Regions from separate parts of the Homo sapiens genome. Here region 2 is linked to region 1. The links are chromatin contacts, found by Hi-C or POLR2A ChIA-PET in ENCODE. All regions are on one chromosome and are shown on one strand. The core of a region is the stretch at or near the end of the contact, and the rest is flanking DNA. Distances in the headings are between cores, read along the strand shown.

Region 1 (6,800 bases), core at 1,097-3,596:
CATACTCTTTTTAAAAGAATAGCAAAGCTCACGACTCATGGCCAGGCAGTATATGATCAGTGCCATACATGCAGAGGCCCTAGTGCCTGAGGAACTCAGAGGAGGACACAGGCTTGTTCTTAGGACACTCTCTCTGGTCATGACTGTTCCAATCAGCCTGTATCAACCAGTGGGGGTCCCATCTGAGTTGTCCACCCTCCCTCTGAAATGTCCAACACCCCCATCAGAATCATCCAGACCTCTGCTGTTTCCTATTTCTAGGGGGAAGTGACTCTGCTTTGGACTGGTGGCATCAGGCAAAAAGAGTGCTCTCCGCAGGTTTGGTGCCACAAGTGGGACTAAGCAGGGTTTTGAGGGTCTTAATCACCCTTCTCAGGACACAGCAAGAGTTATGAATTAAGAGTCTGGAGGGAAGTGGGGACCTTAACTTGGGAATAACCCTAGCTCCTGGCCCTGTAGCCACTTTTCCTGTCCACATGGGGTTTCAGGCTGACAAGTCCCCTGACATGGCCCAAGGGGGACTTAAGAGGTTCCTAAGAGTGCTGAGGGTGTCACCATGGGTGGGGTGTTAAAGGAACTTCCTCTGGAGTGATGTCCTTCTCTTGAACTAGGAGTATCTAATTTGGTCCAGGTGAGCTTTTCAGTTTAGGGTAGTGAAGGGCGGTCCCTGGATCAGAAGCGTCAGCATCACCTGGGAGCTTGTTTGGAATGCAAATTATTCAGGCCAGACCTCCCACTGAATTGAAAATTCTGAGACTATGGCCAAGCAATCAAGCCTCCCCAGGTGACTGTGAGGTAGGCTCAAGTTTGAGAAACTTTAGAAATCGACTCCTTAAAAAATCCCAGCCAGAAACGGCGGGTCATACCTGTAATCCCAGCACTTTGGGAGACTGACATGGGAGGATCCCTTGAGCCCAGGAGTTTGAGACCAGCCTGGGCAACATAGGGAGACTCCCATCTCTACCAAAAATAAAAAATTAGCCGAGCATGGTGGCACATGCCTGTGGCCCCTGTTACTCAGGAGGCTGAGACGGGAGGATTGCTTGAGCCAGGGAGGTCGAGGCTGCAGTGAGCTGTGATTGCACCACTGCACTCCAGCCTGAGAACAGAGCAAGACCCTGTTTCAAAACATTAAAAATCCTCTCTCTGTCTCTCCTTCTCACACCCACACCTCCCACAGGCTCCCCACCCCGACTCCCCGCCCACACACACACCCATATACTTGGCCAGCAAAGGGCTGTAGTTTGAACATGTGGTTCAAGGAACACAAGTCGTTGCACAGCTGATACAGAAAATCCGAAACTTCCCTGCCCCCAGCCCTCCATCAGGAGTCTCCGGCTTCCACGACCACTTTCACACAGCCCTTATTGAACTCTTGGTTCGACCCTTACTTTTGCATTCCAACTGGATACAAAGCTGAGGACTGTTTTCCTATTATCTGCCAGATGAATGCTTGGATCGGTGTCCAGGCTGCCCGGTCGTGCTTAGTAATCGGAAACAGAGACAGCGGAAATCTCAAATTCTGGTTTCCTGCCGGGGAGCCAGCTCCAAGTCTGCGGGAGAGGAAAGGACGTTGTGACACAGCGCCACCCTGTGGCAGAAAGGAGAAGAGCCGCTCTTGGCCTGTTGTCTGCATTGGATCTCAAGGCCTGGGGTTGTCAGAAACCTGAAACCTTGCAGAACCCCAAAATAACAAAACTGTCATTTAAAGAGCACTTACTGTGTGTTAGGGAGGCACTGTGATAATTGTCTTATATTGTTATGGCCTCAGAGTTTCCCATGAGATGGATACTATTTTCTGAATAAGGAAACTGGAGCCCAGAAGGGTTAAGAAATTTGCCTAAGTTCACACAGCCAAGAAGTAGCCAGGCTACACATCCGCTGAGTGTGGTCACAGAGGCCACAATTTTTTTTTTTTTTTTTTTTTGAGACAAGGTCTCACTCTGTTGCCCAGGCTGGAGTGCAGTGGCACGATCTTGGCTCACTGCATCCTTGACCTTCCAGGCTCAAGTGATCCTCCTGCCTCAGCCTCCCAAGTAGCTGGGACCACAGGCATGCACTACCATGCCCGGCTAATTTTGTTTATGTTTTTGTAAAGACAAGGTCTCCCTATGTTGCCCAGGCTGGTCTCTAACTCCTGGGCTCGAGTGATCCTCCAGCCTCGGCCTCCCAAAGTGCTGGGATTGCAGGCATGAGCCACTGCATCCGGCCGAGGACACACATCTAACCACCACTCTGTCCTTCCAGTCACCTGCTCAGCAGAGAACATTCCCTATAGCAGGGCTTCTCAAACTCACACCTGCAGGAGGCACTGGGGAATCTTGTTAAAATCCAGATTCTGATTCGGCTGATCTGGGGTAGGGCCCAAGAGTCTACGTTTCTTTTCTTTTCTTTCTTTCTTTTCTTTTTTTTTTTTGAGACGGAGTTTCACTCTTATTGCCCTGGCTGGAGTGCAATGGCACAGTCTCAGCTCACTGCAACCTCCGCCTCCTGAATTCAAGCGATTCTCTTGCCTCAGCCTTCCGAGTAGCTGAGACTACAGGCACCTGCCACCACGCCTGGCTAATTTTTGTATTTTTAGTAAAGACGGGGTTTCACCATGTTGACCAAGCTGGTCTTGAAGTCCTGACCTCAGGTGATCAGCCTGCCTTGGCCTCCCAAAGTGCTGGGATTACAGGCGTGAGCCACTGTGCCCAGTCTGAGCCCAGTCTACATTTCTAAGGGCTCCTAGGTAATGTGGTGCTGCTGGTTCGTGGACCACACTTGGAGAGGTGAGGCCCTAGAGCAGCTGTCCAGTAGAACTTTCTGTGATGGTGGAAGTGCTCTAACTCTGCGCTGTGTCATACATCGCCACTGGCTGCAGGTGCTATGGAGCACCTGAAACATGGCTACTGCAACAGAGAAATACATTTTAATTTTAGTTCATTTAAATTAATTTGAATTTAGCCACATGCACATAGTGGCCTCCATACTGGATAGTGCAACATCCATCATGAGTGGGGGCTCAGGCTTGTCATTCAAGAGCCAAAATACCATGGTAGGTTAAAGCAAGACTATATAGGGTAACAAATTTTTGGAGTCATTAGAGATAGTATATTCAACACTGCTGTTTTACATATAAGGAAACTGGCCAGAGAGGCAAAGTGACTTGTTGCAGAGCCACAGAGCTGTTCCTGGCAGAGGGAAGGCTTCAGGTTCAAGGACAGCATTCTCCCTACCATGCCACATTTTGTTCTAGGCCCACTGACCTTCAAAAGAAAAATGTACATTTCCAATTTTGGGAAATCCAAGCTGGGTGTGGTGACATGTGCCTGTAGTTCCAGGTGCCCAAAAAGCTGAGCTGGGAGGATCATTTGAGCCTGGGAGGTTGAGGCTGCAATGAGCCGTGATTGCACCACTGCACTCCAGCTTGGGCGACAGAAGGAGACCTTGTCTCTAAAAAAAAATAATAATAAAAAAAAATAAAAGAAAGAAAATCCTCTATAAACAAAATGTAGCTGTTGGTAATAGTCAAATGCTATTTATTACTTTATACAACGTTTGAGGCAGTTAACCAGGTTTAAATGTTATCCAATTTCCTGAGGGAATTAACTGATTTTTGGCTACATTTGCAAGACCTGCATCACACGAAAAGAATCATCCCTTTTTATGGGATGTTTTGCAACACGAAGTTCTCTGGCAAAACCAAATTAAGACCAACCCCTGTTCAGGCCTCCCTGGTGTGTAGCTGGTGTCTTACCACATGGACTTCAGTGGGTACAGGTGTGCAAAGCAGTGATGGTACTCAGACAGACAACTGAACAGGTTGTTCTGTATCACACTGGAATGAAGGATTTACTTGATCTTTGAAAACATTTTTTTTCTGGTTGTAAGGCAATATATGTACATTATATAGAACTTGAAAATTGCGGGGAAAATACTGTGTTAGTTATTTGTTGTTGTGTAACAGGTTATCTCCAAAACCCAGCAGCTTAAAATATCAAACATCTGTTATCTCACTATCACTGAGAGCAGCTCAGCCAGGTGGTTCTTTTCTTCCTCTTTTATGGTCTCGTCTGAAATATGCTGGGTAGTTCTGACTCAGGGAGTCTCAAGAGGTTGCAGTCCAGATGTTGTCAGGGCTATTCTCATGTGAAGCCTTGGCAGGTTGCAGGATCTGCTGCTTTTTCAGCGTTGTGATCATAGCTCACTGCTGCCTTGAACTCCTGGGCTCAAGTAATTCTCTAGCCTCAGCCTCCCAACTAGCTGGGACTACAGATGGATTGCATCAGTGGCCTGCTAGGGTCTGGTTCTAAGCTCACTCATGTGGCTGTTGGCAGGAGGCCATGGCTGGGCCCCTCTATAGTGCTTCTCAGGACAAAATTTCCCTTAAGAATAAATGATGTGAGAGAAAGAGCAAGAGAGACAGTGTCCAAGATGGAAACTACAGCCCTTTATATAGCCTCAGTGGGGAGTGACGAACCTTCACTTCTGCTGTATTCTATAGGTCACCCAAACTCGCCCTGTTACAGAGTGGGAGAGGGCCACACAAAGGTCATGAGTACCAGAGGTGGGGTCGAAAATAAAACTCACCTGCAACCTCACTCTCCATAAACAATCACCGTGACATTATGAGGTGATTCCATATACATCTATTTACATGTACAGATTTTTTTCTGACTCTTACTTCATATGTTATTGTCCATATTTCCCCTCTATCTCCCTTTTCAGATGGAAATCCAGCTTTATTTAACCTCCTTTCCCTGAGGAAGAGGTACATTCAATGTTTATTATTATTATTATTACTTTGAGACAAAGACTTGCTCTGTCGCCCAGGCTGGAGTGCAGTGGTGTGATCTCGGCTCACTGCAACCTCCGCCTCCCGGGTTTAAGCAATTTTCGTGCTTCAGCCTCCTGAGTAGCTGGGACTATGAGCACGCATCACCACACCCGGCTAATTTTTGAAATTTTTTTTTTTTTTTTAGTAGAGACGGGGTTTCACCAGGTTGTCCAGGCTGGTTTCTGGTTTCCATGTTGCTGGTATCCCCTTATTCGATTATTTCAGCAAGGCTGATGTACTTCTTCCTCTTGAAAAACTTAAACTCATTCAAGAGTATGTGTTCTGAGGGGCAGGTGGGAGAGAAGGAAGAAGGCAGAAAGGAGAGGTGAGAATGGGGGGTGGGTGGTGTGGCAAGACTTCCGGGGTGACGCTGCAGAGGGTGCCTCTGAGGAATCGAGTCTCCGGGCCCACCAAGATTGATTCGTGTACCCCAGCCAGATGGGGGGCTTCCACGGACTGTGTGGAGTGGAAGAAGGCTGTATCCATGGACTCAAAAATCACAGGAGAATGCCAGTGTTTTGCAGCTATGGACGAGAGACCCCAGCACAACCATGGCAGTGGGAAACCCTAAAAATAACTGGGGACAAATTTTTATCAGGATGAATGAGAGCTCAGAGGCAGGACTAAGTTGATTAAAAGGAAATAAAGGAATCAAATATGTCTTGCCCATATAGTTTGTGGACTTATTCATACCTGCTACACACACACACACACACACACACACACACACACACACAACATTCTTTTCAAACTGTCATTTGTAGTCTTATTTTTGTATCTACCTTTTTTTCACTTCGTTTATGTAATGGACATGATGTAATGTCATTATCTGTACTTCCCAACCGTGTCCACAAAGTATTTTGTCATTTAGATTGCCACACATCACAATACGTCTGGCTTCACCTTCTGGGAGCAAGAAGCCAGGTTGCATTCCTTTTACTACCTAGAGATCCCACGCCCTGTGAACATCTCTGGAGAAACCTTCTCTTCCCTCCCAGGGAGCCCTTGGCCTTCATACTCCTAAGTCCTCATCCCCAGATACCTGCTCAGCCCAGCAGGCCAGCCAGTGCTGGGAACTCTCACCTGGGGGCCGGAGAATAGGGACACTGCTCCTCCCTCAGGAGTCTGGGGCTTCCTGGCTGCCACCAGGTGTCACCAGCAGCTTGGCAGGTGGGTGCATTTCCTGTCCCCAGCCACAGCAGAGACTCAGGCTCTTTCCTTCACCCTAGAATGGAGCTATTGGTTACCATGTGCAAGTTTTGTAAGAATGAAAGGATAAAGAAAAAAAAAGATGAAAATTATTGCAGCAATCATTGAGGCTGGCCACTGCATATTCTTATTCTGCCCCCCTGGAAGCATGGTGAAATCGTACTTCCCCGCCTTCTGAATCAGTGTTGGAGGCCAAAGAAAAGCGAGTGGAAGTGACACAGGTCACTTCCCAGTGGCAGGCTCACCAACCAATTTGCAATTTGCCACATTTTCCTTCTTCCTGCCACTACTGCTGTCCCGGTTCCAGACGGCGCCACTCCATCCGCTAGGCTCCCTGAGTAAGGAGGACATGGAGGACAGTCCCTAGCCACCCCAAGAAGGGCATGTAGGATGGATACAAAATAAATCTTTGTGGTTCTAAGCACTGAGATTTTGGCGTCGTTTGTTACCACAGCATAACTTAACCTGCCAAGATTGGTTAAACTTCTTTTTTTCAAAGAGACAGGGTCTCACTTTGTTGCCCAGGGTGGTCTCAAACTCCTACGCTCAAAGGATCCACCTGCCTTCTCCTCCCAAAGTTCTGGGATTACAGGCGTGAGCTACCATGCCTGGCTTATTAAACTTTTTAATAAAAGGATGAACCTACTCATGATCATAGAAACTTAACAGAAGGAAGGAAGGTGTGCAGGCCATTGGGATCATTTTAGGGTTCTTCCTCTTTCCTCATTCACTAAGAGGACGGCTTCAATGCCTGAACACTGCACAGAACACT
Region 2 (6,800 bases), core at 2,756-5,255, 100 kb before region 1:
GGACCTGGGAACCTGTGAATGGGGGTACCCCACTCCAATTAGTACATGGTTTTCTCTGGGGTGGTGGTGGTTTTGTTTTTGCTGCAGTGCAGCATTTTACAGAGTGTCCAGTTGAATTCAAATAATAGATGATAAATCAACAAGGGTCCTGAATGTGATAACTACATCACACCTCCCCAGGGAAGGAGGCCCATCTCTGGCCTTTTGCCAAATCAGCGTGAATGGAGAAAAAGCCAAAGTGTTATCAGAGGCCCAGGCCTCTGGAAGGAAGCAGAAAAGTGCCCCAGGGCTGGGATGCGAACTGGGACAATTGTATGTGAAACCTGTCCTGTCCTGATTAGATTAGAGAACCCTCTGCCCCGCTTCTCCCCCACAAGGCTGCATTCCCTCTCCTTTTTTCTTTGACCTCAGAATCTAAGTTGTTTACCTAAGGCTGTGGACCAGAGACCACCACAGTGCTAACACCCACCTGGAGTATTTCTAACTTGACAATGTGCGGCACCTGCAGTCTCCCAGAACCCAGGGATCAGAAGCTATCCACACCTAGCTATAGCACAAACTCTTTAAACACCTGAGTCCCAGCTCAGCAAAGGCCAGCCATGGCTAAGAATTTGAGCATTTTTTCAATTACTGCAACTCGAGGCAATGCGACAGATGACTATAAACCCCCTTGGTTTGCTCAGAAAACACCTGATGCAGAGCTGACCGGGGAGAGTGAAATACATCTGCATTTTTTCCAAGATGTAACCACACAGGACCCTGTGAGTCCATGATTTCTTGAGCCTGGCAGCTCAAGGGGTTGTTTCCAAACAGATCCCTGGTGTACACACAGTTGCACCTGGACATGGATCAAGCCGAATGTCAGAGTGTCCTTGTCCTTGGTAACCAGTTCCGGCTGGGGAGCCCAATGCCAGTGCCGAGAGGTAAGCCTCAGGCCAGCGACTGGGCCAAAGCATTGCTTGGGAGGGTAAAAGTTGGCAAGGGCAGTGCCCTGTGTCCATGACTGGCGGCTGGGTGAACAGGGTGGGACATCACTGCTGGCAGGCAAGCCCAAAGCCCAGCCCCATCACAGAACCGACTCCTTGGATTCCAGTTCTGGGGCACTGGCCACGGGGCCAGCGGGGTTCTGGTGTGTCACCAGGGGCGATGTCTCCTCCTCAGACTTGCAGTTGGGGATGGCTTCCACTTTCACCTCAGCAAGTTCCTGCTCGCCTTTCTTTGTTGCCTTCTGATTCAGGTGGTGGAGAATGCCTGCACCCAGGGCATCCCCTTCCACATTCACCACCGTGGTGGTCCGGTCCCTGGTGGGAAAAGAAGAGGCAGCTATTATATCTACTGCTGGGCGATCGGGTCCTGTCACAGGCAGCCTGGATGCCGAAGGAAAGTCATGATTGTGAGGGGCCCTGTTGCTTCCTGGAGAGCATGCTTCTAAGGCATTGGCTTTACCTTATTCTAAATTGATTTTCTTTAAACACTTTTTATTTTTATAGAAAGAATAAAAAAGAGCATAAAGAAGCAAACAAGCCACTCACCCCTAGTCCCCAACTGAGTGAATCTGTATGCCCATTTTAATCTATTTCCTTCCAGTCACCTTTCTATACACGTATTTTATATGTATTAGACACCATAATTAAAAATCACACATAAGCCAGGCACAGTGGCTCATGTCTGTAATCCCAGCAATTTGGGAGGCTGAGGTGGGAGGACTGTTTAAGGCCAGGAGTTTGAGACCAGCCTGGGCAACATAGTGAGATCCTATCTCTACAAAAAATAAACAAATTAGCTGGGCATGGTAGAGTGTGCCTGTAATCCTAGCTACTCAGGAGGCTGAGGTGGGGGGATTGCTTGAGTCCAGGAGTTCAAAGCTTCAGTGAGCTATGATGATGCCATTGCACTCTAGCCTGGACCACAGAGTAAGACCCTGACTCTAATAAGTAAACAAATAAACAAACATATTGGGATAATAGTGTGGATACGGTTTTGTGTCTAGCTTTTCTTCCACTGAATAATACACTGTGGGAGTTTCCCTTCTTTTTCTCATTTCAACGCTACTTTACTGCGGATGTTAATCTTCATATGTGTTCCATTGCCATCGGCAAATATAAATACCATCTCAAAGAAAATATCACTATCCTTTCCAGAAGCTAGCTTGTTGTGTTATAGATTAGCCAATACCATTCCCCTGTCCCTGGAGCTCAGAGGAAGTATTGTGCACATTTTGAAGAGAGGGAAAAATGTGATCTTCCCTGAGGGCACTGGGGAGCTGACTCCCTGCAGAGTGCCGTCCTGCTGTCTGCAGAATCAGAGGGGATGGGGTGGCTGGCAGGCCTGTGTGACTTCAGGTCTCCACTGGGCAGCCGGCTTGGTGCCCTGTTTCCCTGTTCCTGGCCAAGCACCTCTTTGATGCCTCTTCTCCACGCACAGGAGGTGGCTGGGTGAGGAAGGAGAGGGGGCCTCTGTCAGCTCTGGTCCTGTCCAGCTGGCCAGCTCAGGGACGGAGTTCCCTCTGATGAGGTGTCTGCGCAATGCAGGTCTCTTTTGCAGATTTTACCCTCATTGCTCTGAGAAGCCCCTTCAAGTTGGAAAAACCACCATTCCCACCTGCAGCAGGCCAGTCCGTGAGCCCAGTGCCAGGCCCTGCCTGTGACGAACCTGGTCTGGAGTGTCTTTCTTTGCTGACATGAATTGAATGTTTTACCACGTGCTCATTATTCTGTGTGCTGTTCCCGTGCTAACTCGCTCAATCTTCCCCACAACCCTGGTGTGGGTGCTATGATCATTCCCATTTTACAGATGAGCAGACCAAAGCACACACAGTGCACATTACACAACTACTAGATGGCAAATCTGGGATTTCAATCCAGGCACCTGGGCTCCAGGGCTCATTTTCTTACCCACAGGCTCTACTGTCTCAACTTTAGTACCTCAGGCAGCCTTCCCTATAAAATAGATATTATTCATGCCTGCAAAAGGTATCATGTGACTCAAGGAATCCATGCACAGAAACTGTTTTGTGTCTTCACAGCAGCCCCAGAGATGTGGTCTGGATCACACCTTCTTCCCTACCTCCTCCTCTGCTGAGCCCAAGCCCAAGTCACTCACATCAGCATGGTTCATCCTCCCTCCCCTCACAGAAATCACTCCTTAGAATCTTCCAGGCCAGGGACAATCATTCCCAAAGGATCACTGCTCCATCGACTTATTACTCCTATGCAGTCAGCAACTCCATAGACCCTCGTGTCCCTTGGGCCTGCGCTGAGGGCCTCAGCTGTGGACCCCTGCTTTACTGGATGCTATAAGCAAGTTCTTGGTAATGACATCTCATGGTCATTCCTGGATGTTTGGGGGCATGTGACTCTCATATTGTTTAATTTTTCCTAGCTCTAAATCTTGCCCTTTTAGCTCCACTGTAGCCTCCTTCACAAGGCTGGAGTGTGTCTGAAGTTTCTCTGCATGGCCCAGGCCCAGCAGTGCTAAGCTCCTAGGGAACTCAGTGCAGACTCTTTTTGGTGTTCTCAGGACTTGTTACTTACACAATCCAGTCCACAGCCAGGATCAGAGGCAGGTCATGAGTAGGCAGCCCAATGGCCTCCAGGATAATGGCAATGGTGAGGACCCCTCCAGCTGGCACGCCTGCTGCTCCAACACTGGACGCTGTGGCAGTCACTCTAAGGGATGGCAGAGCAGGGCCAGCCATTAACATAGAGCGTGGAGTGGACACAGAGAAATGCAGACCATGCAGCTGCAATGTGGCTGGAAACTAAAAACCGCCCCACCATAGGCTCTGCTGGCTACGCCCTTGAGAGTCAACACACGCTCTTCAAGTAATGAATCCCCACTGTCCTCATTTTATGAGCGAGACACCAAGTTGTGGTGAGATTGGTTTTTCAAAGGAAATCACAAGAAAAGCCTTCAGTTTTGAGCCAGGGAAAGAATGAGGAACTTACAGAATGGTGAAAATCTGTCCTGCGTTGAGCTCTACGTTGTTGAGTTGCGCAATGAACACCGCGGCCACACACTGGAAGATGGCTGCTCCGTCCATGTTCACGGTGGCCCCGATGGGGAGAATAAACCTGCTGATCCTCTTGTCCACACCATTGTTCTCTTCAATGCACTTCATCATAGAGGGAAGGGTCGCTGAGCTAGAAATGGGAAAAACAAACCGCCAGACATGACAACAGTCCGAGGCAGGCTAACATGTGTCTTGTCTCAGACCCCAGAACAGAGCAATTAGCACCATCTTCGTTTCTGGCTTTCTTCTCTTGAAATAAGGGAAAAAACAGAATCACTTTAAAACTTCTGTCACAACATGAGGCTTTGGCAACTCCCAAGATACTTAAAATATGACTGCCTTCATTTACCTATTCTGTCATTTACTTGGATTCACGTGTTCCAAGTTTCTTAAGAACTGCACATTGCCTCCCGGTGCAAAACGTTCCCGAGAGAACAAACAACTAGTTTCTCTACATGTGCATCTCCTCTCTTGAGTGTTCCCCTCCCAAAAGTAAATGGTAAACTATGATTTTTTTTTCTTTTAGGCCAAAACCCAGAAATGGCTCTGTGAGCTTGGAAGAATAACTAAGTAGATAACCATAAGAACAGTACCTGCTCCCTCTAGCTGGCTCTGCGGGCTCTGCAGAGGTTAGTTGGTGCAGCTGAGAAACAGGTTTTTGTCTAGGCCAGAGGAACTTCCTTCCCTAATTTTTTTTTTTTTTTTACTCCCACCTCTGTGTTATATAAATAGCCATCCAGATTGGGAGGAAGTGAGCAGTAGAGGCAAAACTAAATGTGTGAATGAAACGACGTGCTGCCGTCCTTTGAAAGTTTTAACATATTTGGAAAACCCAGTGTTTTTTTTTTTTTTTAAGGTTTTCCAGTGAATGACAGGATGCATCTCTTGTGCCAAATGAGACAATCCCACACTATTGTGGACTCCTAGAGGGCTAAGCATCCATCCCTCACCACGGTGCCTCAGACTCGTTTTCTAATTCACATATCCAGAAAGGGAGAATTGGGCAGGAACCATTCTAGAAACTTCCCTGCAATGCATTTTTGAGTTAGGTGGGCTGCCTTCTTTTACTCAGGGAAAGGTCTTCCTAATTAGGGTGAGGGACCCGCAGCTGGGCTAACTAATGATCTGCTGACCTCTAAGGAGCAAGAGGGAGAAGAGAATGAGGTAACTTCAGTAGAATAGTAAATGAAACAGAAACCCACCCCAGGGGAATACAGAAAAGCTTTGGGGCTGGTCATTTTAAGAAATCATGTGAGGCTTGGTGTGGCTGTGCATGCCTGTAATCACAGCTATTCGGAAGGCCGAGGTGGGAGGATCACTTGAGCCCAGGAGTTCGAGACCAGCCTGGGCAATCACGGGAAGATCCTGTCTCTTAAAGAAGAAAAAACAAAAAAATAACAGAAGACCGATTTAGAGTTTTCCAGGAATTAAAGTATGTCAAGACACTGGTTGTGCATCTACCACTGGGCTCACCTGGTTCCATGTTAACATGGCTCAGAGCAGTGAAGAGACCCAAAACCCACTCACCTGGAGCAGGTAGCAAATGCTGTCGCAAATGGGGCGAGGAGGCCCAGGAGGAATCTGAATGGGTTTTTTCGTGTGAAAACAAAATAAATAAGTGGCAGAACAATTCCTCCATGAATAACATGGCCCAATATAGATGCGAAGATGTATTTCCCCAGGCTGGTCACCAGCACGATGATGTCTTTCATTTCCACGATCTTGCTTCCAACAAGGAACATGATGCCCACAGGTACGTACCTAGGGCACAAGCACAGGGTACTCATCAGTGGGGGATAAAGCTGGGGTGAGAGATGCAGGTCCTTCCTGAGGCAGAATGCAGGGACTTTCAGCCAGGCCGTCTTCATCTCTCCCTAGGATAACCCCGAGGAACCGAAACAGTCAGGGTTATACCATCCCCATTTTACAGCCTGTGAGACTGGGTAAAATGAGGCTGACCACTCACCAAGGGTAACAGAGTCAGGACCAGAACCCAGACGTCTTTCCCCTTGGATACAGTATGTCCTTAACAGAAGGATGCTACCAGTCACAGGGATTCCCAGGAGGAAAGGCAAGGAAATCGAGATCAAAGCCTCCAGGACTGTAAGCCTGACTTTTGGCTTTGCTCAGGCTTGTTCTGAGAACTTAGAAACACAAAAGACTAACACCTATTTCACAGAGTGGCTGTGATAGAAAATTGAGCCAAAGCTAGGACTTTTGTGAAGTTTTAAATTCTTTGTGGCTTAGACAACATGATTCCGTGGGAAAAAGTCATTAACAATGACACTCTGGGAACACGCCTGGAGCGTGAGAGTTTTTTAAAGGCAGGATGGGAAGGAATGGACTGTGGGAGCTACAAAGAACAAAAGTCAGTTGTTTTGAATTAATATAAATTCAGGAAGAATTTTCTAACTGCTGACTTTATTTGTAAATTTTAATTGCGTAGGTAATAATGTCACATAGTTCAAATTTCAAGGGGTACAAAAGAGTGAACAGAGTGAAGTCTCCCTCTCATCTCTCTCCCAAGCACCCAGATTTCCCCTCCCTGGAGACAATGTCACTGGTTTCTTGAGTTTTCTTTCTAGAGATATTCTAAGCAGTAATTATTAATTAAAAACCCGATAGTAATACATGAATACATTCTCCTTTCAAAAAATTAAAACGTAGATGACACCAAAATCCTCTTTAAGTACCATCCTTAAGCCAGGATCCTCCTCAAATAGACACTCCTACCTCCTATGCAATTAGATACATAGGTATGTATTTAAATCTATGTGTTTTTTTCTTT

Evidence for each region. Hi-C counts contacts between places; a loop is a spot of excess contacts on that map. ChIA-PET counts read pairs that join two places held with the same protein, here RNA polymerase II (POLR2A). Pooled maps may share reads with other maps.
Region 2: a map of B cell shows a loop between it and region 1 (8-fold over the local background). The contact joins two enhancer-like sites. A Hi-C loop is called at or near these places in 2 of 168 maps with a recorded cell type or tissue (B cell and body of pancreas), 7 of 37 single-sample maps with no recorded cell type and 9 of 50 pooled maps. POLR2A ChIA-PET finds 5 or more read pairs at or near these places in 8 of 52 experiments (AG04449, B cell, GM10248 and 5 more).

Annotation. Positions count from the first base shown.
Region 1 is chr2:64,912,604-64,919,403 of GRCh38, reverse strand. All of the region lies in intron 1 of LINC02245 (long intergenic non-protein coding RNA 2245), which reads left to right. Among named protein-coding and RNA genes, the nearest start is that of LINC02245, 16 kb to the left of the region's middle. RefSeq lists enhancers at 1,220-1,299, 2,310-2,359, 2,730-2,919, 3,833-3,912. Within about 2 kb of position 2,346, at least 25 of the 41 ENCODE cell types and tissues checked have a DNase peak (open chromatin) inside an H3K27ac peak, as active enhancers do.
Region 2 is chr2:65,015,413-65,022,212 of GRCh38, reverse strand. SLC1A4 (solute carrier family 1 member 4) reads right to left here. Exons shown (of 8, transcript NM_003038.5): 5 at 5,540-5,773; 6 at 3,948-4,142; 7 at 3,534-3,668; 8 at 1-1,301. The coding sequence ends at 1,067. Among named protein-coding and RNA genes, the nearest start is that of LINC02576, 12 kb to the left of the region's middle. RefSeq lists an enhancer at 5,108-5,187. Within about 2 kb of position 4,005, at least 8 of the 41 ENCODE cell types and tissues checked have a DNase peak (open chromatin) inside an H3K27ac peak, as active enhancers do.